Linked DNA regions of Homo sapiens: region 2 is linked to region 1. The links are chromatin loops, found by intact Hi-C in ENCODE. Cell type or tissue: GM12878. All regions are shown on one strand. Links, peaks and the distances in the headings refer to the core of each region. The heading gives the core; the rest is flanking DNA. Region 1 overlaps IFT74 (intraflagellar transport 74). Region 2 overlaps CAAP1 (caspase activity and apoptosis inhibitor 1).

The links. A loop is a pair of places that touch in the nucleus more often than their neighbours do. Peaks named below come from ENCODE experiments on the same cell type or tissue, not always from the same donor. Only the 100,000 strongest peaks of a DNase experiment are listed, where the experiment ranks them.
Region 2: a loop joins it to region 1, with 2.1 times the contacts of the local background. A loop is called at or near these places in 3 of 110 quality-filtered maps.

What each region holds. Positions count from the first base shown.
Region 1 is chr9:26,967,728-26,983,883 of GRCh38, reverse strand. It overlaps IFT74 (intraflagellar transport 74), which reads right to left. Exons shown (of 20, transcript NM_025103.4): 3 at 5,621-5,756; 4 at 3,265-3,313. Among named protein-coding and RNA genes, the nearest start is that of IFT74, 19 kb to the right of the region's middle. RefSeq lists an enhancer at 7,686-8,256. In GM12878, for the core only: a CTCF peak has its summit at 8,065; no DNase peak of the experiment used is centred there.
Region 2 is chr9:26,855,680-26,871,835 of GRCh38, reverse strand. It overlaps CAAP1 (caspase activity and apoptosis inhibitor 1), which reads left to right. Exons shown (of 6, transcript NM_024828.4): 5 at 10,697-10,770. Among named protein-coding and RNA genes, the nearest start is that of CAAP1, 29 kb to the left of the region's middle. In GM12878, for the core only: a CTCF peak has its summit at 8,547; no DNase peak of the experiment used is centred there.

The DNA of each region.
Region 1 (16,156 bases), core at 3,559-11,558:
TAAATCTGGGAGGTGGAGACTGTAGTGAGCCAAGATCGTGCCACTACACTCCAGCCTGGGAGACAGAGGGAGACACCATCTCAGAAAAAAAAAAAAAAAAAAAAAAAGAATGAGGTATATCCCATCCTATTCTACTCAACTGATGAGAAACTGAGGAGAAACTGACATAGATTCATGAAGAAAGATGAAATAGAACCAGAATGAAAGCCTGGTCAAACTAGTACAAGCCACAGGCAGATGTAGGTGCTTAACTGTCATCATCACAGCTGCTACTACCCTCTAGAGCACAGTTTCTCAACAGTAGCACTAATGACATTTTGGGTCAGTGATTAGCACCTCGTGTTGAGCACTATCTTGTACACTGCAGGATGTTTACCAGCATCCTGGATCTGAGTATCAGTAGCACTTCCTCCAACCTCACTTGTGACAACCAGAAACATGTATAGAAATTGCCAAATGTTCCCTGGGGGCAAAATCACCACCAGTTGAGAACCACTGCTCTAGAGCCAGACAATTACACAAATAGCTAGAACTATTCTTTGATGTGGAAGCACAAATCCTGGGGGAGAAAGGCAATGCAATCATTAGGAATAACTATATTTCCTTTCCTTCTTTTGATTAAAAAGTGGCTGAATGTCAGAGATACTAAACAACTGATGGCCTTACTATCTTTCTTACTACTCTTAGCTTTGAGAACAGATGGGGGGAAACCATACTTTTCTTTATTGCCTTCTAGGAGTTTGAGACTCAATAGGATCCAGGTAACTGAGAAATAAAAGAAAACAGGGCTTTCAGGGCATGATGGGAGGGTGGATTAAACAAAAGCGAAATAAAAGAGAAAGAAGATACAAATAATGTGCCAAAAAGAAAATGAAGTAAAATGGGAAGATGGAGATAGGACAGTAGAACAAGTAAGTGGGAAAATAGTAAGAATAAGAAAAAGTCATTGATTTAGAGATGCATCCCCAGAGACATATAACAAAAGTTTATGAGGCCGAGTGCGGCAGCTCACGCCTGTAATCCCAGCACTTTGAAAGGCATAGGCAGGTGCATTACCTGAGGTCAGGAGTTCAAGACTAGCCTGGCCAAAATGGTGAAACCCCCATCTCTACTAAAAATACAAAAATTAGGCCAGGTGCAGTGGCTCACACCTGTAATCCCAGCACTCTAAGAGGCCAAGGTGGGCAGATCACCTGAGGTTGGGAGTTCGAGACCAGCCTGACCAACATTGAGAAACCTCGTCTGAACTAAAAATACAAAATTAGCTGGGCATGGTGGTGCACACCTGTAATCCCAGCTACTCGGGAGGCTGAGGCAGGAGAATCACTTGAACCCGGGAGGCGGAGGTTGCGGTGCCAGAGATCAGGCCATTGCACTCCAGCCTGGGCAACAAGAGCAAAACTCTGTCTCAAAAAAAAAAAAAAAAAAAAAATACAAAAATTAGCCAAGTGTGGTGGCAGGCACCCGTAATCCCAGCTACTTGCAGATTACAGGCACGAGGCTGAGGCAAGAGAATCACTTGAATCCAGGCGGTGGAAGTTGCAGTGACGTGAGATCCCATCATTGCACTCCAGCTTGGGTGACAAGCAAAACTCCGTCTCAAAAAAAAAAGAAAAAAAGCTTATGAATTAATTAAAATTAGGCCACATTGGTAGCAACTGACCAAATACATACTTATGTAAAACTTACTGATTAATATAACATAAATAAGTATACATATTTTCCCTTTCTTATTAGATGTAGCTGGTAACATTTTAATGATATGAGTAACACGTTTCAGATTAATTACTGAAAAAAAACATAGAAGATTATTCTTGGCCAGGTGCGGTGGCTCAGCCTATAATTTCAGCACTTTGGGAGGCTGAGGCAGGTGCATCACCTGAGGTCAGGAGTTTAAGACCAGCCTGGCCAATATGGTGAAAGCCCACCTCTACTAAAAAATACAAAAATTAGCCAGGCATGGTGGCGCATACCTGCAGTCCCAGCTACTCACGAGGCTGAGGCAGGAGAATAGCTTAAACCCGGAAGGCAGGGGTTGCAGTGAGCTGAGATCACACCACTGCACTCCAGCCTGGGCGACAGAGTGAGACTCTATCTCAAAAAAAAAAAAAAAAATTATTCTTATCATTAGATGAAAAAAGTGAACTTTTAAAATGCTACAAGGGGTTGGGCGCGGTGGCTCATGCCTGTAATCCCAGCACTTTGGAAGGCCGAGATGGGCAGATCATTTGAGGTCAGGAGTTCGAGACAAGCCTGGCTGACATGGTGAAATGCCACCTCTACTAAAAACACACACACAAAATTAGGTGGGTGTGGTGGCAAACGCCTGTAATCCCAGCTACTTGGGAAGCTGATGCAGGAGAATTGCTTAAACCTGGGAGACAGAGGTTGCAGTCAACCGAGATCATGCCACTGCACTCCAGCCTGAGCCACAGAACAAGACTCTGTCTCAAAAAAAAAATGCTATGAGGCCAGGTGTGGTGGTAGCTTATGCCTATAATCCCAGCACTTTGGGAAGCTGAGGCAGGAGGATCACTTCAACCCAGGAGTTCAAGGTTGCAGTGAGCTGTGATCATGCCACTGCACTCCAGCCTGGGCAACAGAGTGAGACTCTGTCTCTAAAATATAAATAAAATAAAATAAGTTTGCTATGGTTTGAATGTTTGAGTCCCTCTGAAATTCATATCAAAACTTAATCTCTAATGCAATAGTATTAAGAGGTAGGGACTTTAAGAAGTAATCAGGACATGACGACTCTGCCCTCATGGATGGGATTAGTGCCTTAGAAAAGGGTTGAAGGAAACTAGCTCAGCACCTTTTGCCCTTCCACTCTTCTGCCATGAGGACACCTTGACGGCACTATCTGTGAGAAACAGGTGCCCACCAGACACTGAAGCTGCTGGCACCTTGATCTTGGACTTCTGCGTCTCCGGAACAGTAAGAAATAAATTCCTATAAGTTACCCAATCTCAGGTATTTTATTATAGCAGCACAAACAAACTGAGGGAAAATATAGCTCATGTACATGCAAATTCATAAAACTATAAATCTCAGACTAATTATACTATCACATTTATTTTACAGCATAGCCAAATTAACCAGAAATTGTTAGAATACAAAATAATTTTTAGAAATCAATAGATACCTAATTATCCTAATAAGTGCCTAGCTAAAACTTCATATTAAAGTTATATACTCTATTTTGACAGAAGGTACACAATATTTCGAGTAAAACATACGGATGAAAAGATATGTTTAACATACCTAAGAAGCCCAAGATAGTAAGATTTGTCTAAAATTTGCCTCTGGGGACCTAAAAAAAAATGTTTTAAGTGTTAGTGTTCAGTTCGAAATGCCACCAGAATAGCAAATCCAAAGCACAATCAGAATTACACTCCACAATTCTCAAGACAGTCTTCATGAATGCCCCAATGAATCAAGAAGAATCACTGAAACTGAAAAGAGAACTAATACCTTAGAATCACAACATAAGGGAAGCTTCAATTAAAACTACGAAGATGGGACTAGAGGTGGGGCTGTTAAAAGACAGTAGACTCTACAGAACAGGACGATGGAATGAAAATTGAGTCTAAGGGAATCTGGAACAGAGCTGTCCAGAGTAACTTTCTGCAGTGACAGAAATATTCTAAATTAACACTGTCCAATAAAGTGGACAGAGGGACTACAGAAGCACTTAAAATTTGGCTGGTGCTACTGGGGAACTAATTTAAATTTCTGACTACTGGCTGTCATACTGGACACTGCAGACATTACTCAATGTGAGAAAGTGACTATGATTTTTTATCATTTGTCTCAGAGACTTTTTAAGAAATGGTCTTACATTTCAGTAGAACTAAGAAAGTATTCCTGGCCGGGCACGGTGGCTCACACCTGTAATCCCAGCACTTTGGGAGGCTGAGGTGGGAGGATCCCTTGAGGTCAGAAGTTCAAGACCAGCCTGGCCAATATGGTGAAACCCCATCTCTACTAAAAATACAAAAAAATTAGCTGGGCATTGTGGCATGTGCCTGTAAGCCCAGCTACTCAGGAGGCTGAGGCAGGAGAATTGCTTGAATCTGGGATGCGGAGGTTGCAGTGAGCCAAGATCACATCACTGCACTCCAGCCTGGGCGACAGAGAAAGACCCCATCTCAAAAAAAAAAAAAAAAAAAAAAAAAAAGAAAGTGTTCCTAGGTTAAATGTCTCAAACCTTGTAAGAGATGAAGTGCCCTGCAAAGTATGAGAGGTAAAACTAGGTGTATTAACTATAAGGTCTATGCTGAGAAGTAGAGGTAGTATCTTATTATACTGGGAAATGGGGCACTAGAGAAGGTAAGAATGAAAGTCACAGTAGACAGTTCTGTGTAGTGGTAATGTTCCGAATTCTCTCTTAAAAGGCTTTGAAGTATACTTGTAGAGACTAACAATCTTAAATTATATTGGTTCTGTTTTGAAGGATAAATTAATACAGAAATAAACATTTGATAAATTTACTATAGAATTTTAATATGTTTTTACCCTCGATGTTTTAAAATACTATTAAACATATAAATATTTCTGTGCATCCACTTTCAAAAGGCTAGTTAAATGACTATGTAATTTTGAAATATTTTTTCATGGTACTGATAATCATTAAGCAAACATTTCTAAATAATCAATTCATTTTTAATATTTAGTGATTTAGATGTTATTAGAATGTAGATGAAAAAATTTAAGTCTCAAAAAAAAAAAATTTAAGTCTCTTGAAAGGGATGATATACTGTATTATAGAAAGTAGCATGTATGATATAATTAATTTTGTACTAGCAGTATATCTTCATTCCTGATAGATCATCTGTCAAAAATACAGAAAACGAAAAACTCTGAAACAGCTCACCACAGGCTACTGACCACTGCCTATGATAAAAAGAAAAGAAAAAGGAGTTTACCATAGTTTGGTTTATATATACCACAGATCTAAATTTTAAACTCTAATATATAGTATATTCTTATGCTTCTCTAAATACATATGCAGAAGCATAATGAGAGATTTAATATAAATCTAGGAAATTAGATTAATATAAATGAGGAAATTAGCCTCATTTCCTTACATAAGTATTAGAACAGATGCTAATTATCAGAAAAAAAGTAACATTTCTTGACTCACTTCTCATAAATACACAAGTATTTTAAGTGTCATTTTAATATAGGAACTATCTAAACTATTTCAGAGTATTTCTATATAGTACCAAAAATCTAATTTTCAATCTTGAACTTTTCTCCAAGACTATTTCAAAGTTCTTCAAGTTGTACTACAGCTCCATGTCAGAAAAATGAAGACTGAAATAGCTCATATCTGTATATAGCTTTCTAATTCAAACTGTATTTTCATATTCACTCTGTTGTTTAACCATCACAATAATTTTGTGAATCAAAGAATAACGATTAGATGCCATAATTCTGATTACATGCCATAATTACATGTAATAATTCTTACATGCTATAATCCTGATTTAAAAAAATGGTACTGTAATACTTATTGTTCAAAATATACTCAACTTTTACTTTTTTAAATTGTTCACAGTTATTTATTTCTTACAAAACACAGGCCCAAGTGTCATACTTATCTTAAAATAGGTACCTTTCGTCCCAGTTTTCATTCCAGTCAAACCTTGTTGTGTTACAGGGCGATGGGCAACTTTGATTTGAGAAGACAGAACTCCACCAGTCCCTATGGGACAACCACGAGAACCTGGTCTTGCTGTCCCAGGTGGCATCTAAATGACAAACAAGATTTCATTTTTAGTAAACCAGAAAAAACACTGTACATCTTTTATTGTAAAACTGCAAAGACAATTTTTTAAAAAAACAAAATTCTACTTGATTTGTAAAAATTTCCTTATTTTTTAAATGTCTGAATTATTAAATACTGTTGTTCAATTTATTAACATATTTCTTTAACATTTAATGTTCTATGACTATTTAAAAATACATTTCAGGAAAATTTTAAATTCTATATGTAGACATTATTTATAATACCTCAAAACTGGAAAGGAGTTAAATGTCCACAGCAGAAAATGGTTAAATAAGCTGCAGTATATAAAAAGGGCAGTTTAAGTTGGGTGTGGTGGCTCACGCCTGTAATCCCAGCACTTTGTGAGGCCAAGGCAGGTGGATCATGTGAGGTCAGGAGTTCAAAACCAGCCTGGACAACATGGCAAAACCCCATCACTACTAAAAATACAAAAGTTATCCAGGCGTGGTGGCACACGTCTGTAATCCCGGCTACTTGAGAGGCTAAGCCATGAGAGTCGCTTGAATCTGGGAGGTCAAGGCCGCAGTGAGCCGAGATCATGCCACTGCACTCTAGCTTGGGCGATAGAGTGAGACTCAGTCTCAAAATAAGTAAATAAAATAAAAATTAAAAGGCAGTTTACAAGATGGTATTTATAATTCCGTTTTTGTTTGTTTTAGAGACAAGGGCTCACTATGTTATTCAGGCTGGTCTTGAACTACTGGCCTGAAGAGATCCTTCTGCCTCAGCTATCCAAGTAGCTGGGATTACAGGTGAGAATCACTGTGCCTGGTTCAAAACTCTACTTTTTTAAAACAAAAAAAGGCTGGAAGTTTGGGCATGGTGGCATGCACCAACAGGCCCAGCTACTTGGCAGTCTGAGATGAGAAGATTATTTAAAACCCAGGAGTTCGAGGCCAGCCTGGAGAACATAGAGAGACCGTCTTTTAAAAAAACAAAAAATATAGACAAAAATAAAAATTTTAAAAACTATGTGAAAAAATAGTAATGATGATCGATAATGATATTATAGTTGATTTTTATTTTCTCCTTTATACAATTTGGTATTTTCCGCCTTATTGCAATGAGTATCTATTACCCTTAAAAATCAGGAAAAAATAAGAAAACTTTAATCTTGTAAAAACAAATGGATATAAATCCATCCTAAGATGACCATGTAAGTACTAAAGGGCTTACATTGTTAAACAAGCATTCATATTATTACTCAACAAGATTCTCTACTTCAGGTATGCAAAATCCAACATAACACTATACGACCTCAGGAAAGGCCAAAAGACTCCCTTTATGTCAGTTCATATAATACATACAGGCATGAGAAGATATAAAAGATGTGAGATATGGCAAGGTTTCTCTTCAAATAGCCTGCTCAGCTACTTATTCTCTAATTCCAGGTACCCCCTGCCTTTCTTCTCCTTTTTTCTTCTTTCTGATTTTACTACATGCCCAGGCATGCCACAGCCCCAGCTCACATTCCTTTCCTTATTTAGGAAAAGACTGGCTCTCTAGTCCTCTGTAGATGACCCCTTCCTCCTCTCCCCTCTCTCCCATCATGCGCCCACCTTATCTAAGAAAGTTTAAATGTTTAGCCAATTGGGTCTAGTTTAGATTGTGCAGTCCGACCCCAGCCAATGGGGAAAGGGCACGAGGGCAGGAGTCACATTAGGAATAAAAGCTTCTACTCTACTTTCTTCAGTGTGCTCTCATGACAAGCAGCCCTGTAAGAAGCACCCTACTGCGCAAAAGTAAATTTGCTTTGCTGAGAAATCCTTTGTTTGAGTACTCGTCTTTCTTTACGACTTCAAGCTTTCTTTCTAACAATTCTGGGGGCTTGTCGGGGATTCCCATTCTCCTTCAAGAAGAGGTCTTCAGTCACCCCACCCAGGGGGAGACGTGTCCCACTGTCGCATTGCAGTGGCCTCAGGGATGGGAGACTGAGACCCACCCATTGTGACAAACAAATCCAAGCTCTCAGCAATGGGGAAAGGAGAGGCTTACAACACCGCGGCGACCAAGTAACTCTGTGCACAGACCAAGGTGAAAAACGGTACAAGAACAACAAAGTATTTCCTAGGTGGTCAGGGTATCTTGGAGGATAAAAGTGTATGTAGATGATGTTAACACTACTGCTGTGTGGATTGAGTGGGTCCTATCTGCACGGTCCCGTGGTCACCTCATGTGGCAGATCCTGCCATTTCCCACAAGGGAAGCAGCCAGAGTGGAAAAAGCGAAAGAAGGATGCAAGGAGCCTCCAACAGGTGGGGCTAAAGGATAGGCAAGAAATCTCTAATACGAGGGACTGAGCCTTAACAATGCCTATGGAAATCGATAGGCAAGAAATCTCTAATATGAGGGATTGAGCCTCAGAGCCTCAGTGAGCTTCTGAAAGGACGGAGGGCGAGAAATCTCTAGTAGGAGAGGTTGAGAAGCTCCAGGGAAAGGCCTATTTCAGTTAGACACCATCCCAAACCTCCAAGATGGGAAATGTTTCACGTAAGACAGGAAAAATAAACAGCCAAGCGCGTGATGAAATTCCTCCTGATAGTCCCTTGGGACTTATGTTAAAATATTGGAAAGATAATGAAAGAACTAAACATAAAAGAAAAGAGCAAATGATACAATATTGTTGTTTTATTTGGACTGAAGGCCCATCCTCAAACCCTCAGTTTTCCGGCCAAAATTTGGTTCCAATGAAGAGTGGATTTGTCAGCTCTTAATCGAACATGTTAATGACAAAAGCCCTGTCTCCCAAAAGGAAACAGACTATGCTCTTTTTTGGAGGCAAGAACCTGTCCTCCTTTACCCTTTAAAAACCAGAGGGAACAAGCCAGAAACCAACTCCTCTAAAAGAGAAAGAGTCCCTGTTCCTAAACAACCCACACCCACCAACACATGGGATCCTCTGGATCATCTTCCTCTGCTCAGTGCCCCTGACCCTCCCCCTCAGGCAGCTGCTGCCGCCTCAGGTCTCATTCCAGATCCTTTCCCTGCTCACGTTATTCCTCCTCCTTATAACCCTGACTTTGGGAATTATCATCCCATGAGCCTGTCCCCTCCCAGCCTATTAAGTACCCCTCCCTGAAAGGACTTCAACGTGAGATAGAACAATGTAAAAAGGATATCCAAAATTTCCCATTTCCCTCCACACCTAAGGAGTCAGCCCCGACTCTCTTCCCCTTAAAAGAGGTTCCACAAGGAGGGGGAGCCATTGGCTTTGTAAATATTCCCTTGACCAGTTCAGAGGTGCAAAGTTTGAAAAAAGAGCTTCAGCTCCTGTTGGATGACCCTTATGGGGTGGCTGATTAAGTTGATCAATTCTTAGGACCTCAATTATATACCTGGGTCGAGTTAATATCCATCCCAGGCATCCTCTTTTCGGAGGAGAAAAAAAGCATAACCGTAGGGCTGCTATGGCAATTTGGAAACGTGAATACTCTCCTGGTCAGAATGTCCCTACCGCGGACCAAAAATTTCCCGCTTAAGACCTCAGGTGGGACAATAATAATGCAGCTCACCAGGAAAACATGGAAGATCTAAGGGAAATGATAATAAAAGGAATTAAGGAATCAATACCCCAAACTCAAAACCTCTCTAAAGCATTTGATATACAACAACAAAAAAAGATGAGGGGCCTATAAAATTCTTAGACAGGCTAAAGGAGCAAATGAAACAGTATGCAGGCCTAAATTTGGAAGATCCCCTTGGGCCGGGTATGTTTAAGCTCCATTTTGTCACTAAGAATTGACTAGATATTTCAAAAAAGTTACAAAAATTGGAAAATTGGGAAGACCGACCGCTAAGTAAACTTCTCAGGAAAGCTCAAAAAGTGTATGTAAGGAGAGACGCAGAAAAGCAAAAACAAAGAGCAAAACTTATGCTATCCACCTTTCAACAGGTGGCTCCAAACCCATATGCTTCTCAACAAGACTTCCAGGGAGCCAAGAACTATAAAGGATCCAAAAAACCCCCGTTCAAAGGAACCAAGCCTCCAATTAGAGGATCTGGGCCTTCATTTCCTAGGCCCTCTAAAGAGTGTGGGGGAGCAAAGTCAAAGAATCCCAGAATTGAAAGGGAGGAAGGACAAGATAAATGTTACAAATGTGGAACAGGCCACTTCAAGAGACAATGTCCCAAATTAAAAAGGGAAAAAGAAGTCCTTCCACTCATGACTTTCAAGGAAGAATAGGGGAGTCAGGGTCTCTGTCTCTTTTAATTTGAGTCCCACCAGGAGCTCTTGATAAATTTGGAGGTGGGACCTAAATGTGAACTTATCACCTTTTTAATTGATTCAGGAGTGTCTCACTCCTCTGTTTGTCTCACTCCATCTAATCTTGCTGGCTCTTCAGAAGAACTGGGGTAAAAGGAGAAGGAGAAGGATTTAAGGCAAAAATCTTGGAAAATACAAAAGTCAAACATCAAGATCTATTAACTCACATTCAATTTTTGTTGATCCCTGAGGTGGGAACTAATCTATTAGAAAAAGACTTAATGCTAAAATTAGGAATAGGCCTTCAAGCTGGCCCTAAGGGATTCCTCACCTCATTAAATCTACTCACCACTGTGGACGAAAAATACATTCATCCTGATGTCTGGTCAAGAGAAGGGAATCGAGAAAAACTTCAAGTTCCCCCAATAGACATCAAACTAAAAACTCCTGGGGACATAGTAAGGAGAAAGCAATACCCCATTCCCTTCGAAGGCAGGATAGGGTTAAAGCCTGTAATTGAGAGTCTCATTAAAGATGGACTCCTTAAACCCTGTATGTCTCCCTATAATACCCCAATCCTGCCTGTCAAGAAATCAGATGGGTCATACTGATTAGTACAAGACTTCAGAGCTATTAACCAGATAGTCCAGACCACTCAACCTGTTGTCCCCAACCGTTACACCATTCTCAGCCAAATTCCTTATGATCATCAGTGGTTCACAGTAATAGATTTGAAGGATGCTTTCTGCGCATGCCCCTTGGCTGAGGATAGCCGAGACATATTTGTCTTTGAGTGAGAAGATCCCCATTCTGGGCAAAAACAACAATATTGATGGACAGTCTTACCCCAAGGGTTTACAGACTCCCCTAACGTCTTTGGTCAAATTCTAGAACGAGTATCAGAAAAAGTTCTTGTCCCAAAGCAAATATGCCTGCTTCAGTATGTGGATGATATTCTCATATCTGGTGAAGATATAAAAAAAGTGGGTGACTTCTCTATACATATTCTTAACCACCAACAGTTTGAGGGGTTATGGGTCTCAAAAGGAAAGCTTCAATATACAGAGCCCGAAGTTAAATATTTAAGCCACCTAATAAGTGCAGGCAAGCAAAGAATAAGGCCCGAATGGATTGAGTGAATTGTGTCCTTACCCCTGCCTCAAACTAAGCAAGAACCAAAAAAATTTTTAGGATTAATTGGATATTGCTGTGTATGGATTGACTCATACTCACTAAAAAGTAAATTTTTGTATGAAAAACTTACCCAGTGGAAGCCTGACCGTCTCTTGTGGACTTCGATAAAATTCATCAGATTGAAGAGCTGAAACAGATGTTCATAACTGCCCCTGTTCTAGCCCTATCTTCCCTAGAAAAGCCATTTCACGTTTTTGTTAATGTGAATGACAGGGTAGCTTTAGGAGTGCTTACCCAAAAGCATGGAGGCAACCGGCAGCCCGTGGCCTTCCTGTCAAAAGTTTTAGACCCAGTCACCTGTGGATGGCCTCAATGCATCCAGTCCATTGCAGCTAGAGCAGTGTTGGTTGAAGAAAGTAAAAAGTTAAACTTCGGAGGAAAATAGACAGTAAGCACGCCCCACCAAGTTAGAACTATCTTAAACCAAAAAATAGAGAGGTGAATCACTGACTCAAGAATTTTAAAGTATAAGACCATTCTGTTAAAAAAAAAGATGATTTAACATTAACTACTGATAATTCACTCAAACTAGCTAGTTTCTTAACAGGGGATCTAAACCTAAAAAGGGAGCACACATGTTTAGATCTAATTGATTACCATACAAAGGTCTGGCCAGACTTAAGAGAAACTCCCTTCAAGACAGGGTGACACTTATTTATAGATGGGTCCTCCTGGGTAATTGAAGAGAAAAGACATAATGGGTATTCAGTAACTGATGGAAAAACTCTTGAAGAAGTAGAGTCAGAAAGATTGCCCAATAATTGGTCTGCCCAAACTTGTAAACTGTTTGCACTCAGCCAAGCTTTGAAACATTTGCAGAACCAAGAAGGAACTATCTATACTGATTCTAAGTACACCTTTGGAGTGGCTCATACATTGAAAAAAAACTGGACGGAGAATGGTCATAATAGTAAAGGCCAAGACTTGGTCCAAAAAGAACTAATTGTCCATGTCTTAAACAATCTCCAGCTGCCAGAAGAGATAGCTATTGTACATGTCCCAGGGCATCAAAATGACTTTTCCTTCCCAAGTCAAGGAAATAACCTTGCAGATCAAATAGCCAAACAAGCCGCCATTTCTTCTGAAACACCTGTCTTTCACTTAACTCCTTGCCTTCCTTCCCCTACCACAGTCCCCATTTTCTCTTCCACTGAAAAAGAAAAATTAATAAAAATAGGAGCTAAAGAAAACACAGAAGGAAAATGGATATTACCAGATCAAAGAGAGATGTTATCCAAACCTCTCATGAGGGAGGTCTTGTCTCAAGTACATCAAGGAGCCCACTGGAGACCCCAAGCTATGTGCGATGTGGTTTTCAGAGTTTATGGGTGTATCAGAATTTACACCCTAGCCAAACAGGTCACAGAGAGTTGCTTAATATATAAAAAAAACTAATAAGCAAGCTCTAAGAAAATCACTCCTCAGGGGAAGAGATCCAGGGCTAAGACCATTCCAAAGTGTTAAAATTAACTACACTAAAATGCCCCCCATCGGTTGCCTGAAGTATTTATTGATAATAGTGAATCACTTTACTCACTGTGTAGAGACTATCTCCTTCTCAAGCGCAACTGCTAGTAATGCAGTTATAAAGGCATTAATTGAAAACATCATACCCAGGTTTAGACTAATAGAAAACATTGATTCAGACAATGAAACCCATTTCATGGCACATGTCATTAGAGAGTTAGCACAGGTGCTAGACATAAAATGGGAATACCATATCCCTTGGCATCCACCCTCTTCAGGAAGAGTAGAAAGAATGAACCAAACCCTAAAAAGTCAACTGACCAAATCAGTCCTAGAAACCCGGTTACCCTGGATTAAATGTCTCCCCATTGCCTTGTTAAGAATCACAACCACCCCTTGAAAAGATGTCAGTTTATCCCCTAATGAATTACTTGGGAATTATTTTGAGCATAGGGGCCAGGAATAGTACTAATTCTAGAGAATGTGTTGGACACAGGAAGACTGTCAACTACAAATTCAAATAAAATGAGTTAAGGGTTAACCCGAGTGATCTTTAGAAGACAATGTTATATCTCTTCCTGGTAAATGTTCTGAATAATTTCTTCTTTGGCTTTATGCAAGCATAACTGTGAGACCTACTCAACTAATTATGCTACTTTTTGTTTTCCATTCACCAGGTCAAAGTATAGAGAAGAACATATAAATTAAAACTGTACACATTAAAAATAATGAAGTGGATGTATATGTATTCACTTGGCCACATATTCATAATATATTGCTGAAAGAAATAGATGAGAAAAATAACAATGTATACAGTACTATCTTGATTTTGGAACAGTCCAAAGTCATACAAACTGTGTATGTATGTGTGTGTGTTTATAAATACATTAAAAAGTCTAGAAGATACAGTTGATAGTGGTTATACCTACAATAGGAAGGAACTCTGATACTTCTCCATTGTTTGTATGTTTTACTACAAGCACTACTATTTTCAAAAATGCAAATATTAAATAGGTGAAGTCACTGCAAAGAAAAAGTCATTTTTGCAATGCCCTCACCACAGCATATTATCAGAATGTCTGAAGTCAATGCGAAGGAAAGAATTTTAAAATTAATAAGAGAAAAGTATCTAGTCACCTACAAAGACAATCCTATCAGAATAAAAGCAGACCTTTCAGTGGAAATTAAAAAAAACAACAACAAATAAAAAAGAGAATAGGAAGTCATTTTCGAAGTGCTAAGGAAAAAACCAAAAAACAAAACAAAACAAAAAAATTGTCAGCCACGAATTTTATACCCTGACAGGATAAGATTCATAAATGAAGGAGAAATAAAGTATTTCCAGGACAAGCAAATGCTGAGGGAATGTGTCACCACTAGGCCATTCCTAAAGTAAATGTTCAAAGGGGTCTTCAACATAGAAATTAAAGGTGGATATACAGTATCACAAAAACGCATAAAAATATTAAACTCACAGTTCTTATAGAACAATCACAAAGGAAGAGGACAAAATAATCAAATACCAACATGAAAGAATTTCATCAAAACATAAAGATAAAAAGACAGAGAAAAAGAAAGAAACATAATTTATACAACTTAAAAACAACTAACAAAATGACAGGAACAAAGCTTCACATATCATTATTAACTGTGAATGTAATGTAAATGAATTGAAATATTCACTTAAAAGATACATATTAGCAGAAGATTTTAAAAAAACAACAACAACATAATCCAACTATATCCTGACTATGAGAAACGTATCAAGCCCTAAAAGACACACATAGGCTAAAAACAAAAGAGTGGGAAAAGGTATTCCACACTACCAAAAGCAAGCAGGAGTAGCTATACATACATCTTCAAATCAAAAACAGTTTAAAAAAAAAGACAAGAAGATAATTACATAATAATAAAGGAATCAATTAAGCAAGAGATACAACAATCCTAAATATATATGTATCTTCTCTGACCATAATGGAATAAAACCACAAATTGATAACAAGAGGAATTTTGGAAACTATACCAACAAATAGAAATATGTTCCTGAATGACCAGTGGGTCTAAGAAGAGATTAAAAAGGAAATTTTTTAAAACTCTTGAAACAAATTACAATGGAAACACAACATATCCAAAACCTATGTGATACAGCAAAAGGAGCACTAAGAGGAAAGTTTATACCTGTAAGTGCCTACATTAAAAAAGTAGAAAAACAAAATAAACAACCTAATAATGCATATGAAAGAATCAGATAAGCATGAGCAAACCAAACACAAAATTCATATTAGAAATTCATAAAGATCACAGTAGAAATAAATGAAACTGAAACAAAAAAAATATAAAAGATTAATGAAACACAAAGTTGGTGTTTTGAAAAGATAAACAAAATCAACAAACTTTTAGCCAGACTAACTAATGAAAAAAAGAGGGAAGACTCAAATAAATATAATCAGAAATGAAAAAAAGAAGATACTACAACTGATAACAGAAACTCAAAGGATCATTAGAGGCCACTATGAGCAACTCTATGCCAATAAGTTGGAAAATCTGGAAGAAATGAACAAATGACTAAACACATACAACCAACGGAGACTGAACCATAAAGAAATCCAAAACCTGAACAGACCAATAACAATAACGAGATCCAAGCCATAATAAAAAGTGTCCCGGCTGGGCGAGGTGGCTCACGCCTGTAATCCCAACACTTTGGGAGGCTGAGGTGGGCGGATCACGAGGTCAGGAGTTCAAGACTAGCCTGACCAACATGGTGAAACCCAGTCTCTACTAAAAATATAAAAATTAGCCAGACGTGGTAGCACATGCCTATAATCCCAGCTACTTGGGAGGCTGAGAAAGGAGAATCGCTTGAACCCGGGAGGCAGAGGTTGTAGTGAGCAGAGATTGCGTCACTGCACTCCAGCCTGGGCAACAGAGCGAGATTACATCTCAAAAAAAAAAAAAATTTTTTTTTAATTTAAAAAACGTCTCCCAGCAAAGAAAAGCTCAGGACCTGATGACTTCACTGCTGAGTTCCACCAAACATTTAAAAAAGAACTAATACTGATCCTACTAAAACTATTCTGAGAAATAGAAGAGGAGAAAATGCTTTCAAACTCATTCTACAAGACCAGTATTATCCTGATTAAAAAAAAAAAAAAAAAGACAAGACATATGAAGAAAACAGAAAACTATAGGCCAATATCCCTGATGAACATTGGTGCAAAAATCCTCAACAAAGTACCAGCAAACTGAATTAAACAACACATTAAAAAGATCATTTGTCATGACTCACTGGTATTTACCCCAGGTAACTAAAGATAGTTCAACATGTGCAAATCAATCAATGTGATAAATCATACCATCAGACTGAAGGACAAAAGCCTTCCGTTGATATTGTAAAAGCATTTGATGACATTTAACATCTCCTGATGATCAAAATCCTCAAAAAACCAGGTATAGAAGGAACATATCTAAATACAATAAAAGCTATATATGACAGA
Region 2 (16,156 bases), core at 5,470-13,469, 110 kb after region 1:
TTCAAGTGATTCTTCTGCCTCAGCCTCCTAAGTAGTTGGCACCCGCCGCCCTGCCCAGCTAGTTTTTGTCTTGTAGTAGAGATGGGGTTTCACCATGTTGGCCAGGCTGGTCTCGAACTCCTGACCTCAGGTGACCCACCCACCTCGGCTTCCCAAAGTGCTGGGATTATAGGCGTGAGCAACCATGCCTGGACTGCATTACTTTTTCTGCTGAGCTATTATAACACAGCTACTCACCATCTTTTTTTTTTTTTTTTTAAAGACAGAGTTTTGCCGTGTCACCAAGGCTGGAGTGCAGTGGCACGATCTTGGCTCACTGCAGCCTCTGCCTAGCACGTTCAAGTGATTATCCTGCCTCAGCCTCCTGAGTAGCTGGGATTACAGGCGAGTACCACTGTGCCTGGCTAATCTTTGTATTTTAGTAGAGACAGGGTTTCACCATGCTGGCCAGGCTCGTCTCTAACTCCTGAACTCAGGTGGTCTGCCCTCCTCTGCCTCCCAAAGTGTTAGGATTACAGGCATGAGCCACTGCGCCTGGTCTCTTTTATTTTTAATAAGGGAAAAACATCCATGTCCTTTTTGATGAGTTGGAGCCATCCAGTAGGTTTAGCTCATGTCATTAGAATACTAAGAATTTGAATTGTTTCAATTTAGGTGACATATATTCCCTGAATATGTATGTATAAATAACTTTCAGAGGGTCAATGGTGTTCAGCCAAATGATAACCTCTCTCAGTAAGTGTCAGCAAAACTGAACTTGTTGGGAATAAAAGAGTCCTCCTTAAACCACTATTAATAAACTTGAATGCAATAAAGTATTTGAGTAAAATTTACTGTGCTCTATAGAACTGCATTGATGGGCAGCATAAATCTGCAGTACATACCTAAGGAAATATTTTTATCAAAAATATAGACCTGCGGCTGGGCGCGGTGGCTCACGCCTGTAATCCCAGCTCTTTAGGGGGCCGAAGCGGGTGGATCGCTTGAGGTCAGGAGTTTGAGACCACCCCAGCTAACATGGTGAAACCCCATCTCTTCTAAAAATAGAAAAATTAGCTGGGTGTGATGGCGCATGCCTATATTCCCGTCTACTTGGGAGACTGAGGCAGGGGGATCACCTGAACCGGGGAGGCAGAGGTTGCAGTGAGCCGAGATCGCGCCATTGCATTACTCCAGCCTGGGCAACAGAGCAAGACTCCTTCTCAGAAAAAAAAATATATGTATACACACACACACACACACACACACGTATATATGTGTGTATTTATACGTGTGTGTGTGTGTGTGTATGTGTCTATATACACACCCCTGAGATCTAGGCGTCTTGGGAATTACCCACTTAGGAAATTGACCTGTGATTCAGACAACTTAGATAACCACTCTGGAATGCATCGATTGTTATGTACCAGTTACTTATTTGCTTAACTCTACGTAGAGAAATTTTAACCTACAAAAAAGACAGCAGTAGGATGAACCCTTGCATATTTATCACTCACTGTGTCCCTTCCATATTATTTTAAACAACCTCCTCCCAGTTTTTCTAATCTGATTACTTTGAAGCAAATCTTGGTATAGTTACTTTTAAATAGGAAGCAGATAGGCACCTTTCCAGAATCTATAGAACTTTTCCTTAGAATGGCAGGGCATGAGTTTGTCAGAAGCCCCAGATGGGGTCTTCATTTCAATCAGGTGTTATGCTTGGCAACGGTTTCCCTGTGGGGAACTTTGAGGGACTTGGGAAGCATTGTTATCTGTTTTTGTAGCTGCATCTGCGTTAAAAAAAAAAAAAAAAAAAAGTTATTCTTTCTATTACAGAAACCTAACTTTTAAACTGTATCTATTGTCATTTTTCCATCAGTCAATTTACTGCCTCATCCTGCTGCTCAAGCACTGGGTTAGATGATTAGCAGGTATTTTTCCTTTTTTCTACTCTTTCTCTATCACCTTTTTAAAAAATTGAAGTTTCTCTTAATCACTTAACTGATTTGTTTTATTAATTGTTCATTTCATTTGAAAAATAAATTCACTAATGTTCACAGTGTCCTAAATTGGTTGTTAATAACTTCTCTCTAATAATGCCCATGTACCTCTCCCACCATTTAAACTGTTGGCTTACCAAGAGTTACTCATCTGTGTTTCCAAGGCAATTTATAATTGTGTAATTTAAATATGTAAACACGTTAACTATTAATAAGAAAAGATTAATTGATTAGATTGTTTTGAGTTTGGGAAAGCTCGGGTTGCTGAAAAGTTGTACTCAATTAGCTGTAGGGAAACAGAATATCTGGAGGGGCATTGTATAAATATAAATGGTTTTTTTTTCCACATTCAGATTTTTTCATTTTAACTAAGCCAAAACTAGAAATGTCAACAATGGTTTATGTGAGTAGAATGATATGGAACTCTATTCCATGAATTTGTATTAAAGGTAAGGCCATGGCCCCATATCCAAAGATTGGTGAATTAAAGATGTGTTTTTAATTTTAAGTTAATAAAAAATGCTCAGATTTACATATTTTACTTTAAAAAAGTGTTTCCTGTGGTAATAAGTTTCTTTTTTACGGAAGTGACATTTTCTATCTGAGTTAAATAAAAGGAATTTCACCGTATTAGGTTTTATTTTGGTTTATTTATTTTTTTTTACTTTTTATTATGAAAATTATCAAGCATATAGAAAAGTAGAAACAATAGTGTATCAACTCCCATATACCTGTCATCTAGATCTAACAATTATTATAGTTTTCCACATTTGCTTCATCTATTTTCTTATAGTATTTTCAGTATATTAGACATTTTAAATCTAATTTTTTAATTTTAATATTTGTCTCTGCAGTCATATCTTTATAACACTTAACGTAATTAGCAATAATTCTCTAATATGTGATATTCATTTCATATTCAGATTTTCCCGGATGTTCCGTAAAGGTCTTTTACATGTGGTTTCTCTGAAGCAGAGTACAAGCAAGAGTACACATTGCATTTAGTTGTTCTCTCTCTTAAGTCTTTTTTAATGTAAAACTGCGTCCACCTTCCTATTGTCTCTTGTTTGCTTTTTTATTAATAAATGAACGTGTTGAAGAAAGTAGGTAAGTTGTCCTGTACACCTGTTGGCTTTATCTGATTGTATCTTCATGGTGTTATTTGACTTGTTCCTATATCCTCTGAGTTTTCTTGTAAGCTGGGATTTATTAACTTTTTAAAATTATAAGTGTGTTAGTTTCCTATTGCTGCTATAACAAATTACCACAAACTTAGTGGTTTAAAGCAACACATATTTATTTTCTTATAGTTCTGGAGGTCAGAAGTGAAAATCAGTTTTTCTGGGCTGAGGTCAAGGTGTCAGCAGGGCTGGTTATTTCTGGAAGCTCTGAGGGGAGAATTCATTTTCTTGCCCTTTTCAGCTTCCAGTTACTGCTTATATTCTCTGTCTTGTGGCCCTTTCCTTCATCTTCAGAGCATATCACATCATTCTCTGCTTCCAGGGTGATATTGCCATTTCTTCTAACTCTGACTTCTCTTACATCCTTATAAAATGATTACTGTGACCACATTGGGCTCATCAGAATAATGCAAGATAATCTCCCCATTTCAAGATCCTTAATCACAATCACAAAGTTTTTTGCCGTATGAGGTAACATTCACTAGTTCTGGGGAATTAGAATGTGGGCATATTTGGGGGGCTGTTATTCAGCCTAGCATAATAAGGAAGGAATAGTACGAAACTGAAGATAACTCTTATTGACTTTCAAATAAAAGCAGAGTTGTATGTACATAAATAGTAGATAGATAAATTCAAATAGTACACAAGTTTAAAATAAAGATAAAAACCTTTCTGTTTCACCTTCTGATCTCACCCCATCCTCCTCCCATACTTGTTCTTTCTCCAAAGCAGTACCATACTTCTAAAACTTTTTTGTGTCAAGGACCCTTGGAAGTCTAGTGAAGCCTATGGATTCTTTCTCAAAATGATGTTTGCTCTTTTTTTATTTTAAATTCATGGATTAAAACAGAATTAGAAAGGAAATTAATAATAAAATAGTTAATATTAAAATATTTTGCAATATGGTAATATACTTATGGACATATTAATAAGATCTAGCAGCAGTTCTAATAACTTTAATAATTTTAAAGTATAGGTTAAGTATAAACAGTATTTTGGATGTGTGCAACAACTATATTATGTGAAAATATGTTGATTTCTAATGATGACAGAATCACAGATAATGCTAATACCTAAAAAAAATGGATTCTAGTGAAAATACAGATGTAATTTTTCCCCATCTGTGGTAGGCTAAAGAAAATCCCCCCACATAGCCACATCTTAATCCCTAGAATCTGTGAATGTTAGTTTTTATAGCAAAAGGGACTACAGATATGAATAGGTGGGATGGTGAGTTGGGAAGATTTTCCTGTATTGTTTTTGTGGGCTCTAAATGCAATCACTTGCATGTATCTTTATATCCAGTGTCCTTATATGAGGGAAACAGGAGGAGATTTGACGGTCTTTGAGAAGACTATATGATAGAAGCATAAGGAAGCAGAGTCAGAGATGTTGGCTTTGGAGATAGAAGAAAGGGCCTTAAGGCTTGTGAAACAGTGTCTTCTATAGAGCAGCGATCCCCAAGCTTTTTGGCACCAGGAACTGGTTTCATGGAAGAAGATTTTTCCATCAGGGAATATGTGGGGAGGATGATACCAGGCTGAAACTGTTCCACCTCAGATTATCAGGCATTAGATTCTCATAAGGAGCATGCAACCGAGATCCCTTGCATGTGCAGTTCACAATAGGGTTCACATTCCTATGAGAATCTAATGTGGGGTGGAGCTCAGGCCGTAATGCTTGCTTGCCCACCACCGCTCACCTCCTACTGTGCGGCTCAGTTCCTAACAGGCCACAGATTGGTACCGATCTGTGGCCCAGGCGTTGGGGACCCCTGCTGTAGAGCATCTGGAGGGATTGTGGCCCTGCCAGTATATTGATTTTGGGTAATTTGTAGTGATTTTGGGCTTCTGGCCTCCAGAATTGAGAGATAATAGATTTTTATTGTTTTTCAGTCACCAAGCTGTGGTAGTTTATTACAAAATTCATAGGAAACAAATACACTAGGCAAATTCACAAATCTCCTGAATTCAATCCGTATACCTGGCAGTAAAGAGGTGGAGATGGTCCAAGAATCCATGTTAAGGTCCCAAGCTTCAAAGGTAACCACTGTTAACCTTTTCTTGTGTATGCTCTTATTCAGAAATGTTATACCAGAGTGTTTGTCTTCATGTATTGTCTGTTTTTTAACAACTTACTTATTTGAATTATAAACACATACACATAATACAAAGATTTTAAAAGGATATAGTGAGAGTAAGTCTGTCCTTTTGCCATTCCTTATTCTTTCTTCCTATAGGCAACCACAGTAAACCAGTTCTTGTGTCTCCTCCCACAGATATTCTATACATTTACATATATATGTACATATTTTCTTCTCACACAAATGGTAGCATATTGTGCAAACTATTCTGTACCTTTTCCCATTTATTTCTTCCATATAATAATGTCTTTTTCTTTGACTTTGTCCTACCCAGTACATATACTTATGCCTATTTACTATACCATTTTTTGGTATACCAGAACATAAACAGTCTCTTATTAGACATTTAAACATTTTATTAGTGTCCATTTAAAGTTATTTACTGGCCATGTGTGTGGTGGCTCACGCTTGTAATCCCAGCACTTTGGGAGGCCAAGGTGGGCAGATCACTTGAGGTCAGGAGTTTGAGACTAGCCTGGCCAACATGGTGAAACCCCGTCTCTACTGAAAATACAAAAATTAACCGGGTATAGTGGTATGTGTCTGTAATCCCAGCTACTCGGGTGGCTGAGGCAGGAGAATCCCTGGAACCTGGGAGGTGGAGGTTGCAATGAGCTGAGATCGTGCCACTACACTCCAGCTTGGGCAACAGAGCAAGCCTCCATCTCAAAATAAATAATAAATAAATAAAGTTATTTACTGTCTTTAGTTACTACTACGAAACCTTCCTAGGCCTCAGTTTTTCTCATCTGGAAAATAGAATCCTACCTCATAGGATTGTTATGATGATTAAATGAGAAAATGATTTAAAGTCTTTAGAATTAGTACTTGCCATATGGTAAGCATTGGAAAAAAATGTTACAAAATTTGTTTTGGAATTTTTACTTGGAATCTGTAACAGTGACTGTTCCTAAAATTCTACTTTATACTGATGAGTATTGGGGATTTCCCCCTCCATTCCTTTTATGCTACACAAACCTAAAGAAACCAATAATTTTTTTTTTTTTTGAGACATAGTTTCTCTCTTGTTGCCCAGGCTGGAGTGCAATGGCATGATCTTGGCTCACCACAACCTCCACCTCCCGGGTTCCAGTGATTCTACTGCCTCAATTCTCCCGAGTAGCTGGGATTACAGGCGTGTGCCACCACACCTGGCTAATTTTGTATTTTTAGTAGAGATGGGGTTTCTCCATGTTGGTCAGGCTGGTCTCAAACTCTGACCTCAGGTGATCTGCCTACCTTGGCCTCCCAAAGTGCTGGGATTACAGGCATGAGCCACTGCCCCTCGCCAAATTTCTTGTGATTTTTAATCTTTACTTTTGCTTAAAAAATTCATTGGTATGTGTCTATTTTTTTCATTTATTACAAAAATCATTTAGGAGAAAACATATATATTTGAATGTATAAAAGGATTTTTCTCACAGTTGAGATCAATCTGTTATATTGACATTATTTTCTATAAATTCAATTCTCTTAGACACATATAAAGAGCAGACTGTGCTTTTGGGTTGGTAAAGGATCATAAATTGGTTATCTGGACACCACTTAATGTTCTCATATCCTTTGTAAATTGCTATTAGGTTATATAATATGTAGAATGTTCTGCATAACATAATAAGTTTATTCAAAATAACAGTTTTTCAGAAAATCTTTACAGAAAGTATTACTAATCACTGGCAATATTGTGACCTAAAATGGTAGATAGCATTCCACATTTTGAAACCTGCATGTTTGCACCTTTAAATGTCCATACAAAGTGATCTAACGCTGATTTTTGAAGTTGGAAAGGACATTAAAACAGTAATATGGGGATAGAGCAAAGAAGAGATACTATACTCACCTCTGTGATTCCCTTTAGTCACTTTAAAATAAAACAGAGCCCCCTATTTAGGAAAATGCCTATTCACAAAATCTTGGAGTCGCAGGGTGGGGGACAGTTTATATACAATGAAGCCTTAGAGAATCACAGGTCAGAAAAAGCACCGGGGTGTGGTAACTGATCGTTTGATTTATATTATTTGAGCAGAGGAAACAGAGATAAGTTTCCTTCAGCAGGTGTAGGATTAAATTTTGCTGTCTGAGGAAGGGGCTTGATGAGGGACACAATAGAGATGTGAGTTGATTTATTTGCCATTATTTTACATTTGGACAAGAAATTTACCCCCACCCCCCATATTTAGAAATATATTTTTAACTTTTAGGGGTTCATATATGTGGTTCTTTATTAAGTTCCACAGATCTCCCCAGTGTATTACTCTGATTTTAAAAAAATCATTGAACTATAAGAAAGGATGGACAGTGGATAGCTTGTGGAGGTAAAATAAAGTAAGTTGGACTGATGTTGGTTTCAGAACTTAAATCTCAGTCATAAGTATAGGGCTCTCTTGTGATTCAATGCCAAGCTTGTAAATTAAGCTGCTTTAAAGGAGTGTTGGAGATAGGAGAAGTGAGTTAGAAATATAAAAACAGAGCTGGGTGAGGTGGCTCATACCTGTAATCTCAGCACTTTGGGAGGCCAAGGAGTTCAAGAACAACTTGGGCAACAGGGCAAAATACCACCTTTACTTAAAAAAATTAGCCGGGCATGATGGTGTACATCTGTAGCCCTAGCTACTTGGGAGGCTGAGGTAGGAAGATTACTTGAGCACAGGAAGTCGAGGCTACAATGAGCTGTGATCACTGCACTCCAGCCTCCTGGAAGACGGGACAACAACCTGTCTCAAAAAAGAAAAACAGGCTTTTTTTTTTTTTTTTTTTTTTAATTTAAACGGAAGGGAGCACAAAGATAATTGCAAAATTCTTAACCCAAACTGGCTTTGGCAGTGTGTTCCCACCCTCTCCCCATTCCTCTCTTTACAGTTGTTTATAAAATTCTTCCTTAAAGTGTTTGATAGAAATATTTGAATGTCATTTAAATATATATCCTGATTCTGGCACTTAGTATGTCTTACCACCTGAGAGTGGACAAAATTTTTATTTTCATAAAACTAGAAATAAAAAGACCTGTACACATAATTTTCTTACAATTTAAGATATTTCCTTTTTGTAAATATCTTGCCTTTTATGCCATTTATTGGAGATCTTTAAATTGTATTAGAGAACTTTATATTTTAGTCATAAAGTACATCTTGTAAAAATTAGCTAGTATAGATTTTAAATTTTCAAACTATTGAAGACTTTCTGGGATTTTTTTTCCCCATTTACTTCAGGTAATACTGACAGCATCTAACTTCACTTTTCTGCCACAGGGTGGTGTAAAATACTTACTGTCTGAAATTCTGTTTGGCGACTTCAACAGCCTAATAGAACCCAACTTAAAATAGAATGTTGTAGAAGTTCACTTTGGGCACTAAACTAAATTGTTTATGAGAGAAGATAGTCCTTATAGAGGGGTCCAATTTTTATTTAAAGGGGCTCTAAGAGGCTTTCATAGGGAAGGCAGTTACATTGCATTATTATTAAAACATTTGGAAATACTTTCAGACTTATTACAATGTTGCAAGAATAAGAATAGTACAAGAAACATCCATATACCCTTTATCAAGATTTACTTATTATTGACCTTCTATCCCATTTGCATACTTCCTTCTTACATACATGTTTTTTTTAATGAAACATTTGAGGCTAAGTTATATACACCATGACACTTTTCACTATATGTTACATTGTGTTTTTCCAAGAGATAGAGATACTCTATTATGTAACCATAACAGAGTATCAACTTGAGTAAATTTAACATTGATAAAATACTTTTATCCAGTTCCCCATCAGTATTTCAGTTTGTCTTTTGACTCAGTAATGTCCTTCATAACGTTTTCCCTACCAGTTCAGCAGTCTCAGGTCAGTTATAACATTTAATTGTCTTGGCTCTTTAGCAACCCTTTAACCTGGAGTAGATCCACAGCCTTTGTATTTTATAACAATGACATTCAACTTTCCTTAACAGAACATTACTCATTTCCATTTTGAGTTTGTCTGGTGATTCTTCATAATACAGGTTATATATTCTCAGCTAGAATATTATATAAATGATGTTGTGTCTTCCTTAGAGTATTACATATATCCATCCTCCTCTTATTGGTGATGTTACATTATATTTTGAAGTCTTTTTTTTTTTGTAAATTTAGATGTGTATGTTTAGAAGAATAATTAAATGCAATTCTAGGATGTGTGAAAGCAAACGTTTTCTCTAAAGGAAGATACTTAAGACTAATGCTCCCAGTAGGTAAAATCTAATTTGACTGGAAGGTTTGAGGTAGCACATTTTAACTTTAAACCTTGCAAAGCTCTTAATGTAGTATACTGGCATTTAATCTTTCCCTGGATTGCCAAGGAGAATTGTTGATATCCTCCTTGGGACCTGCCAGTCATTCTGGTGAACGAATAAAATCTGAGTAGGTGACTTTGGACAGAAGTATAAAACACTGAGATCTCAATTATAAATTTCTGATGTCATAATTAACAGCAAAGCCAAATAATTTTGTATTCTCTGAGTTTGGGCTTGTATTAGTGCAGTTTTAATACAAAACACATTTAAGTGCCAGAGGTGCTGACTGGAAAGAATATTGTAAACTTCTCAAAGAAATGATCACAAGTCTTTTTTAATCCTTCGGTTATTTGACAGATTTGTTACTGTTAATGAACAGACACAACTTTCTGAGTAGGAAGATTTCCTAAATATTTCTAGTATGTTAGCTTTAGGATATGTATAAGAATTCTCAGAAGGCAACAGAGATACCTATTTTGAAGAAAATTGTCACATAGCTCATTTGAACATTTATAATTTCTTGACCTTTTTGCTGAAAAGTATATTAATATTAAGATGGTATAATGCTAAGAAAGCACATTATTTTGCAGCTGTATTCCAGAACATAGTGAATTGAAAGTTTTTTGCATGATCTTACATTTAATCCTTTTACTTTGATTACATATGTATATTACATATAAAATATGTATTTTCCACATACTGTAGACATTAAAGCATTTGAGGTATGAAATTAAATGAATATAAAGTAATTTGAGTGCCAAAATGCTCATTAAATTTAACAGTTGAACTTGAAAAATTATTGGATACTGCTGTGAGTTGTGATTTCTCCTATCAGCTACCCTGCAGAGTATTGTAAGGGAGAAAAAATTACTTCCATGTTCCTTTCAGGTTTGCCCCTTGATTTTACAAAGAAGTATACTGCTTAAATTGCTAGTAGTTTGTAGCTGCTGCTTCTGACACTTGAATACTTGTTTCTGAGCTTCCAGAGTACACTGAATGATACCCTGGGAGCTTAGAAGAATGTAGCCTGTCTTCCCTAGTGCCTAACTTAATTCTGGGAACCTGGGTAGTAAATATTATGTGATTAAATATAGTTTTAAAGGTTGATCTTATTTTCATTTCCCAGGCAAGACATCTGTATAGATTCTGCTTCATCCGTGAGAGAGAATAAGCAACCTGAAGGTTTGGAATTAAAACAAGGTATGAACCAAGTACTTGATTATTGTATAAAATTTACCTGAAGAATAGAAGCATTTTACCAAAAATAAATTTTCAGTGTCTAACTCACCCCATTTTACAGATAGAGGAAGAGAGCAATTTATTTGGTCAAAAATCAGTCACTTCATGATTCTTTTAGCTACTGAAATGATTATATTTTATGATGTTTAGTTAGTTACAGAAGCCACCAGAATTATCATCTTGAATAGTTTTATTTCAGTAATTTATTAAATTAAATTTATTTATTTATTTATTTTGAGACAGAGTCTTGCCCTGTCGCCCAGGCTGGAGTGCAGTGGCGCGATCTTGGCTCACTGCAAGCTCAGCCTCCCGGTTCACGCCATTCTCCTGCCTCAGCCTCCCAAGTAGCTGAGACTATAGGTGCCAACCTCCACGCCCAGCTAATGTTTTGTATTTTTAGTAGAGACAGGGTTTCACCGTGTTAGCCAGGATGGTCTAGATCTCCTGACCTTGTGATCCACCCGCCTCGGCCACCCAAAGTGCTGGGATTACAGGGGTGAGCCACCACGCCCGGCCTATTTTAGTAATTTATATATCATCAGCTGCAAGACATTGGAGATATGTTAACTGGGTAGCTTTGGGTTGTATGTGGGAAAAAACCAGTAAGTTTTATAGCATAACTTTTTTCCCCCTGAGGTATTTTGTCCTTGTTTACTTACTTTCTTCATCATTTATTGCTTTCTTTAAATCAGTAGTTTTTGACATTACCAGCTAGCAGAAATAAAGTGGTAATTTTAATTTATTCAAGCCAAGTACATTTGTAGGGCTAATCTTTTAAATGCCTTTTTTACTTCTTTTTATCTTTAGTAGGAAGAATTGAAAGTAAAATAAGTTTTTATTAGTTACTCAAATGCCAGCTCACATTTGTTTCTGATAAAATTAATTCAGAACAGTAAAAATTTGTTGCATCCAAGAAGATTAAGTTATCTATCATGTAATCACCTAATCTTTGATGGCTTAGAATAGTTTCTCTTAAATATGAGTCATATGAACTTATTTGGTAGAGAGAAACAAGTCATTATTTAGGCAGAATTTGTTTAAAAACTGGTCTTTTATTACTGCTTAATTTAAAAAGTGGAAAAAAAGGTTAGACAGCGAATTTAGTGATTTGTTCAATTTATATGTAGAGAGAGCAAAATCTAGATTTTCTGTAATTCTGATTTATTTACTGTAGGATTTATGAATATTTCTGATTGTTTCAAAAATTCCCATTGCTTTTCAAAAGTCCTGTTGTGATAACCTCATATAAAGCCAGACAAAATTACGTCTTTGTACTCTGACTTCTTCTGAGCACCGCCATAAACTCAGATTCATAGTTTAATTGACATTTATTTGTCACATATAAATACATGCTAAACACATATTATTTTTATATAATATAATCATAATCATATTACCTTACACCTCATGTATAATTAGATTACACCTCATGTATAATTAGACTACACTGCTACTGTTTCTTCTTTGTTTCTGCTCTTTGTATCAAATGAACAGGCAGTATGGAGGATATGCTATTACATCATCTGAGGAGAAGAGAATGTTCTATAAAGGATAAGAAAAGCTAGAATGGGCAGGTTGATTTCCAGTTCCTAGGAAAAAGGAATGGAGACCACAAATTAGCCAATGTTACCTTGTAAGAGAAGATGTTTTTCTGTTCCCATGTTCACACACTCAGAATTGTTTAGAACTCCCTTCCTAGTGTCAACAGGCTGTTGTACTGTGATTTCTTTATGAGAACTTCAGTCATGTGAAAAACCAGTCATGAAGGTGCAGAGAGGGAGAGAAGAAGACCTCCAATGAGCCAGATGTCAAAAGTCCAGGCCTTTTATGCTTAGGAGCCTGTAACCACACTCAGGTTCTCAAGGAGGTATGAGACATTAGGAACACACTGATGGCATCAAGCAGAGTTGAGAAGACATAAGATCAAAGTGTAGCAGTACCATTGTACAATACAGTTCATGCTCATGTTGTGACTAAATGATTAGCAAATAGTTAAATTAAGTTTTAACCTTTTTTTTTTTTTTTTTTTTGAGACAGTCTCTCGCTCTATTGCCCAGGCTGGAGTGCATGGCGCAATATCGGCTCACTGCCAGCTCCGCCTCCCAGGTTCACACCATTCTCCTGCCTCAGCCTCCTGAGTAGCTGGGACTACAGGCACCTGCCACCATTCCTAGCTAATTTCTTTTTCTTTTTTTTTTTTTTTTGAGATGGAGCCTCCCTCTGTCGCCCAGGCTGGAGTGCAGTGGTGCAATATCAGCTCACTGCAAGCTCCACCTCCCAGGTTCACACCATTCCCCTGCCTCAGCCTCCCAAGTAGCTGGGACTACAGGCGCTCCCCACCACGCCCGGCTAATTTTTTGTATTTTTTAGTAGAGACGGGGTTTCACCGTGTTAACCAGGATGGTCTTGATCTCCTGACCTCGTGATCTGCCTGCCTTAGCCTCCCAAAGTGCTGGGATTACAGGCGTGAGCCACCGCACCCAGCCAGTTTTAACCTTTTTTTAAAAAGCAGGGAATTAAAGTCTTTTAGAAGAATATCTACTAAATGATTAAAATATAAAATGTTTTATTGCATAATGGATAAGTTACTTAGAATATTTATTTATGGAAAACATCTTCCAGATAAATATTAATATAGCTGAAATCTGACTAGATAGTAACTTGCTTGAAGTTACCAAACAAGCTGAGGTATATCAAGAAATAGAAATCCTGATAGGCTCAATAAAGATTATTCCCTGTTTTCTAAGTGCACTAATATTGTCTATTTGTAATGTGCATAACCTGCAAAATCTAATATCTCTAACTTTTCTTGCATAACTAGCTATTTTTGTTCACAGTGAGCTCAATAAAAGCAGAATATAAGCTCCTTGTGAATGCATTGTCATTTTAATGGCTTGACCAATTGAGACAATTCACTGAAGCTTATTTAGTACGAAAGTAACCTTTTGTTCAGTAGACCAAAATATAAAGCAGCATTGAATTTTCTTTTTGCTCTTTCAGAATAAAATAAATCATATCATGTGACCTATTAATGGTATATAAGTTATTTAAATTACATTATCAGTATTTAGAGCATTTAAAATACTGAAGTATTGCTTGAATAATACACAAGTATTAATTATGAATTAAGTTGAAATTGGCATTTTTTTGTCTAGTACTGGTTTCATTCATCTTTGTTGCTAGAAAATATTTTTGAAACCGGCAGTACTGAAGATGAGTATCAGATTTTACACTAACTTCCACTGCACTTTAATAATGAGCTAATAAAAGGAACTACCTTTACAGTGAAAATGTTATTTAAATGTAAATATAATCTATTGGTTCAATGATTGGTACTGTAGTAAAACAGAAACTCTTCTGTTAGAAATTCTTCCTTTCTTTCTTTTTTGTTTTTGTTTTTGTTTTTTTGCTCTGTCACCTAGGCTGGAGTGCAGTGGTGTGATTTCAGCTCACTGTAACCTCCATCTCTTGGGTTAAAGCAATTCTCCTGCCTCAGCCTGCCGAGTAGCTGGCATTACAGATGCCCACTACCACACCCGGCTAATTTTTGTATTTTTAGTAGAGATGGGGTTTTACCATGTTGGTCAGGCTAGTCCCGAACTCCCTACCTCAGGTGATCCACCCACCTTGGCCTTCCAAAGTGTTGGGATTACAGGCGTGAGCCACCATACCCGGCCAGAAATTATTTCTTAAATCATTCATTTCACTCAGAATGTAGTTGTATAAGAAACATCAGTTATAGTTTTTACTCATTAGCACAGCTGTAGCACATGTGTAGGTGTATGTGTGCATGCGCATACCTGTGCAAGCTCACATGTACAAGTTTCAGATCTTATGTTAATTTCCTTGAGGATTTCAGAGATTGCTGCTTTTCATATAATGGTGGCTTATATAAATTTTCTGAATTGGTCAGTTGTGCTCTAGTTAAAAATAAAAACTGTTGAAGGTATTTCATTTGTAGACAATATTTTTAAAATATCAAGTATCTGCTAATGTTAAGTTTACTCAAGACATTCAGCAATAGTAAAATATTGGTCTGTATTTAAATTGTTGCTTTAAAGTTTACAGTTGGAGAAGTATGTCATTTTGTGAACTATTTTCCTTTGTAAATTCAAAAATTAAGTTCTTATGGTTTTTGTATTTTTTCTTGGAAGTTTTCATGAGAGAAATTTTAAAACTATACATGAGAAATAGCTTTGTTAAGTTAGATTGAGGAGTTGAGGTTTATAGTTGCTGTAAAATATTTGAAGGACTATTAAATGGAAGCGTGATTAGATTTTTTTCTGTATGGCCTTGGAGAAAAAAAATAGAACCAATAGATAGCATTATCATTAGACAAAATTTTTTGGTCTAACACAGTGGACTGCCTTCTAAGACATGTTTCTGATGCTGAAGGTGTTTGGACACAGGCCACATAAATAGCCACTTGGTGGTGCTGTTGTAGAGGATTCAAGCAATGGTTGGCTGTTTGGCCTTGATCTTCTAGTTCCTTTCTAGCTGTCAGGTTTTAAGACCAGTGCCTAGTGCATTGTTTGTACTTAGGAAGAATGGTTAATAACTGTTTTCCTAAATTGTTTAATGGAAGCAATGTGAAATATACACTCTTTTTTGCTATCTCTACATTTTTTATTCTATTGGAAGAAAAGAAAATATGTTTGATTTAGTCTTTGATCTGTTTAATGGTTCCTTAAAATATATTCATTTGAATACAGTCATTAAAATAAATAATATAATTAAATGGTATATAAAATGACCAAAATCAATGAAGATATTTACATCTTATTTTGAATATTTGTACATTAACTGTCGCATGTGAGAATCTTTTCCCTAAAGACATGCAAGCACAAAATATGCACACAGAGTTTTGCTTTAAATAGGCTCAAATTCTACCCCCCCCCTTTTAAAAAAAATTACTGGCCAGGCTCATGCCCACACCCACAATCCCAGAGTTTTAGGAGGCCGAGGAGGGAGGATCGCTTCAACCCAGGAAGGAGGTCGAAGCTGCAGTGAGCCATGATTGCACCACAAAGATTTCAGTATTTTGAGAGAAATGTTTATTTTTATGTGTCCTTAAGTACTCATTTTAAACATTCTATCCTGTGATGTGTATCATAGGATCTTAGACACACTCTTAAGGCATCTACTTTGGAGGTCACATAGTGTAAACCTTCAGTCATTATTGGGACACTGAGTTCTTTTTAGTCATTACGCTCTTACCCAGTTCATTAGGGAAAGCAGCTCTTTACCAAAGTGCTCCTACCAAAGGAAAGACAGTAAATACTAGGCTTGAATCCAGATTTGGTTACCAGTTTCAGAACTCTTTACACACAGCACATCATAGTCTATG